Regions from separate parts of the Homo sapiens genome. Here region 1 is linked to region 2. Evidence: read pairs that join two places in POLR2A ChIA-PET (ENCODE). Cell type or tissue: GM12878. All regions are shown on one strand.

What was found. Peaks named below come from ENCODE experiments on the same cell type or tissue, not always from the same donor. Only the 100,000 strongest peaks of a DNase experiment are listed, where the experiment ranks them.
Region 1: POLR2A ChIA-PET joins it to region 2 with 5 read pairs; 8 of 35 experiments call an interaction of 5 or more read pairs at or near these places.

The regions. Positions count from the first base shown.
Region 1 is chr11:67,123,959-67,126,458 of GRCh38, forward strand. The region is part of intron 2 of KDM2A (lysine demethylase 2A); the gene reads left to right. Among named protein-coding and RNA genes, the nearest start is that of KDM2A, 5.9 kb to the left of the region's middle. In GM12878, no CTCF peak of the experiment used is centred here; no DNase peak of the experiment used is centred here; H3K4me3 peaks cover 50 bases.
Region 2 is chr11:67,276,180-67,278,679 of GRCh38, forward strand. It overlaps GRK2 (G protein-coupled receptor kinase 2), which reads left to right. Exons shown (of 21, transcript NM_001619.5): 2 at 1,093-1,169. Among named protein-coding and RNA genes, the nearest start is that of GRK2, 11 kb to the left of the region's middle. RefSeq lists enhancers at 791-1,404, 836-885, 1,405-2,018, 1,606-1,815. In GM12878, a CTCF peak has its summit at 886 (motif pointing left); a DNase peak (open chromatin) is centred at 1,502; H3K4me3 peaks cover 1,290 bases; H3K27ac peaks cover 2,500 bases.

The DNA of each region.
Region 1 (2,500 bases), 150 kb before region 2:
GAGCCACTGGACCTGGACTTTTGGGTTTTGTTGTTGTTGTTTGTTTGTTGGTTTGTTTGTTTTGAGACTGAGTCTCGCTCTGTTGCCCAGGCTGGAGTGCAATGGCACTATCAGGGCTCACTGCAACCTCTGGCTCCCGGGTTCAGGTGATTCTCCTGCCTCAGCTTCCTGAGTAGCTGGGACTACAGGTGCCCACCACCACACCCAGCTAATTTTTATATTTTTAGTAAAGATGGAGTTTCACCATGTTGGCCAGGCTGGTCTTGAACTCCTGACCTCAGATGATCCACCCACATCAGCCTCTCAAAGTGCTGGGATTACAGGTGTGAGCCACCGTGCCCGGCTTCACTTTATTTTTATATATATTTTTTGAAATGGAGACTCACTCTGTTACCCAGACTGGAGTGCAGTGGCACGATCTTGGCTCACTGCAACCTCTGCCTCCCAGGTTCAAATGATTCTCCTGCCTCAGCCTCCCAAGTAGCTGCGATTACAGGCGCCTGCCACCATGCCCGGCTAATTTTTTTGTATTTTTAGTTGAGACGGGGTTTCGCTATATTGGCAGGCTGGTGTCGAACTCCTGACCTCAGATGATCACCCACCTCGGCCTCCCAAAGTGCTGGGATTACAGGTGCGAGCCACTGTGCCTGGCCCACTTTTTTTTTTTTTTTTTTTTTTTAAACAAGGTAGGGAGGAATAGTGGGAAGGAGAGTCAAGTACTCTTGACTTTTGTCTTGGCAAGATTTTTTTTTTTCTTTTTTTCTTTAAGTTGTAAGGTGATTGGTACTTGTTGCATACATTAACCCTTAACTAGCATATGTTTTCTTTTGTTTAATGTGCTATCTTAGCAGTGTTTGTGTAAGAGGACACATCATCTATTTGGAGAGAACTTTCTTTTTCTTTCTTTTTTTTTTTTTGAGACAGAGTCTTGCTCTGTCGCCCAGGCTGGAGTGCAGTGGCTCGATCTTGGCTCACTGCAAGCTCTACCTCCCGGGTTCACGCCATTCTCCTGCCTCAGACTCCCGAGTAGCTAGGGCTACAGGCGCCCGCCGCCACACCCGGCTAATTTTTTTTTGTATTTTTTAGTAGAGATGGGGTTTCACCATGTTAGCCAGGATGGTCTCGATCTGCTGACCTCGTGATCCGCCTGCCTCGGCCTCCCAAAGTGCTGGGATTACAGGCTTGAGCCACCGCACCCAGCCTGGAGGGAACTTTCTTTTTTTTTTTTCTTTTTTTTTTATTTGAGATAGGGGTCTTTGTCGCCCAGTCTAGAGTGCAGTGGCATGATCATAGGTCATTGCAGCCTCGACATCCTGGTCTCGAGTGATCTTCCCACGTCAGCTTCCCAGGTAGCTAGGACTACAGCCCTGTGCCACCATGCCTGGTTAATTTTTGTATTTTTTGTAGAGGTGGGGTTTTGCCGTGTTCCCAAGGCTAGTCTTGAACTCCTGGGCTCAAACGATCTGCCCGCCTTGGCCTCCCAACAAGTCATTTTTTGGGGGGAAAAAAAAATCAGAAATAACTAGTTAAGGACTGGGTGTGGTGGCTCACACCTGAAATCCCATCACTTTGGGAGGCATAGGCAGGAGGATCACCTGAGGTCAAGAGTTTGAGACCAGCCTGGCCAACATGGTGAAATCCCATCTCTACTAAAAATACAAAAATTAGCTGGGCACTGGGGGTGGTGGTGCGTGCCTGTAATCCCAGCTACTTGGGAGGCTGAGGCAGGAGAATCGCTTGAACCTGGGAGGTGGAGGTTGCACTAAGCAGAGATTGCGCCACTGCACTCCAGCCTGGGCGACAGAGTGAGACTCCATCTCAAAAAAAAAAAAAAAATTAGCCGGGCGTGGTGTAGGGCGCCTGTAATACCAGCTACTCAGGAGGCTGAGTCAGGAGAATCACTTGAACCGGGAGGCAGAGGTTGCAGTGAGCTGAGATTGCACCATTGCACTCCAGCATGGGTGACTGAGCAAGGCTTCACCTCAAAAAAAAAAAAAAAAAAAAAGGCCAGGCACAGTGTCTCACGCCTGTAATCCCAGCACTTCGGGAGGCTGAGGCGGGTGGATCACCTGAGGTCGGGAGATCGAGACCAGCCTGACACAACATGGAGAAACCCCGTCTTTACTGAAAATACAAAATTAGCCGAACGTGGTGACGCATGCCTGTAATCCCAGCTACTCAGGAGGCTGAGGCAGGAGAATCGCTTGAACCCGCGAGACAGAGGTTGTGCTGAGCTGAGATCATGCCGTTGCACTCCAGCCTGGGGAACAAGAGCAAAACTCCGTCTCAAAAAAAAAAAAAAAATGGAATAACTAGTTTAAAAAAATTGTCTTTTGCCAGTTATGGTGACTCACACCTATATTCCCAGCACTTCGGGAGGCCAGGGAGGGAGGATCACTTGAGCCCAGGAGTTTGAGACCAGTCTGGGCAACATAGACCCCCGTTTCTCACACACAGATTGTTTTTTGGCCGGGTGCGGTTGCTTATGCCTGTGATCCCA
Region 2 (2,500 bases):
CTCAGGTGTGTTGTCCCTTCAGGCCCCCAGCCTTGCAATGCCCTCAGCATGGCAGCTACACGTTACCCCAGGAGCCCAGACTAGTGAGGACCAGATGCAGGCCTCAGCTGGCTGTTGGGACAGACCGGCAGGGCTGGGCTTGAGGTGGGCCAGGAGAGGGCAGGAGGGGACAGTAAGGTGGTATTTGAGGCCGGGAGTGTAGCCTGGTGTGGCGCTCCCAGACAGCACTCAGTGTGGGGTGAGATAAACAGGGTGGGGGATGTCGGGTTGGGTTTTGAGGGTCACAATGGCCAGGCCCTCCCCTATGGCCATACCAAGCAACCCAGGGCAGGGGTCACATTTTATATCCAAGTACTAGGGACACACGAACCAAGGCATGGCCTTTTCTTACAATTTAAAAAATTGAGATGCAATTCATATAAAATTCATCATTTTATTATACAATGTAGTGTTTTTTAGTACATTGACCGTGTTGTGCAACCCTTACCCCAAAAAGAAACCCCGTCCCCACCGCAGTCACTCCTCTCCCTCTCTCCAGCCCCCGGCAGCCACGGATCTGCGTTCTGTGTCCGTGGATCTGTTCATATGAGTGGAATCTCACAATATGTGGCAACCCTTTGTGACTGGCTTCGTTCAGCCTCATGTTTTCAAGGCTCATCCACGTTGTGGCCCCTGTTGGTGCCTTGTTCCTTTTTACAGCCGAGCCATGTGCTGCTGCGTGGAGATGCCACATGTGTGTCTTTTCATCCGCTCACAAACCAGGCTTGGCTTTTGTGACTTGGCCAAGTTCCCAAAGCCAGCCGGTGGCATCACTGGGACGAGACCCCACAGGCGGTGGGCCTCTGAGCAGGGGGCCACCTGCCGGCCACCCTGGCCTTTGAGGACACAGCCTGGCGGGGGCGGTGCAGGCAAAGGCTTCCTTGAAGCCTTCTGGTCTGACCTGTGGCTGGGATAAGTGAGTAGGCCTGACGGGCTGGCCTCCTTCCTGGAGGGAGTGGCGACACCACCACAGTGCCCTCAGCTCGCGTTTCTGGGCCTGCAGCCCCCACGGGCTCTGGGGGCTTCTGCTTACTGCGCCCCCCTGACCCACAGCATCCGCAGTGTCATGCAGAAGTACCTGGAGGACCGGGGCGAGGTGACCTTTGAGAAGATCTTTTCCCAGAAGCTGGGTGAGTATGGCAGTGGCTCTGCCAGCCACCGGACTTAACTTCTTGCCCCTACCCCAGCCAGCCCAGCTGTGCTCCCCACTCTCCAGAGATTTGGCCTCCCATCCACTCAGGGTGGAGCAGCCAGCGAGACCCCAGGGCTTGCTCCAAGTCGCTGCGACCCTGCGTGCCTCCTTGCCCCTGGCTGTCGGCCCAGGGAGCCCCGTGGTGGGGGTGGGGGCCCAGAGTCTTCCAGGGCCGCCAGGGAAGTTCCTCCTTTGGGGTTTTTGTTTTTGAGAGTTGCAGCTTCCCCTTGGCGCGGCCGCAGCTGCTCTGGGCCGTTGGTAGAACTGACAGGAAGAGGCGGGGCCCTTCCTGTGGCGCCTGCCGAGCTGTGGTTGGCCCCGCCCCACCCCATGGGCCCTCTTTGTAAGCAACCTGCCTGGTGTTGGCCCTCCATTCCTCCTCCAGCTGGTGTCTGATGCCTGCTGTCAGAAGTTTCATGTGACCCACCCTGCGGACCTGGCCCGGAGGGCAGGCTTGGGGCAGGTCTCGGGAAGCAGGCTCCAGCCCCACATGGCTCTGATTTGGCCTTCCCGAGAACAGGAGCTCAGCTCTGGACAGGGGGTATCCTGGCCTGATGGGATCAGGCATTGGGGGTCAGCCTGGGGGAGTCGGTGTGTCAAGAAGCACAAAGTTTGGGTCCCAGGCCTGTGCCTTTTGTCCTTGGGCAAGTTGCTTCACCTCTCTGAGCCTGATGGTGTCCTCATCTGGGAGATGGGACTCATGAGTCCGACTGTGCAGGCCTGTCAGAGTCAGATGGGAGCACTGTGCCCACTGTGAAGCCTGGCCCCCATTCCTCAAAGGCCCTGCACTAAAGGCCAGGCAGTGAGGACTGAAATGATGGCCGCAGCTCTGACCCAGGTGCCCAGGCAGTGCCCCCGAAGGCATGAGAGGCCACCCAGCTCGAGCCTGGTTACCCGTGTCAGACTGGAGGCCTGAGGAGGGCCTCTGTCCCCTGGTAGTGCTCGGGGGCCGGGGTCCAGGGTCCAGGCCCCTTACTCAGGCATGAGGACACCCTATCTGGGGTCCCCTGAGAGCCCCTCCCACAGCCCACCTTGCCTCTCCAGTTCCCTGTGGCTTACACCCGTTCCATGCCCCCTGCCCTGAGGCCCCAGCCCCAACCTCTTTCCCAGGGACCTGCCATTTGGTGGAGTAGCCCTGAGTTCCACTTGAGCCTCTGCCACAGACAGTGTGTCTGACCAGCTCCCTGAGCCCTAGTTTCCCCAACTGGACCCACCCTCCCTGCCTGTTTCTCAGGCTGCTGTGCAAATCAGCCAGACACTGGAGTGGGG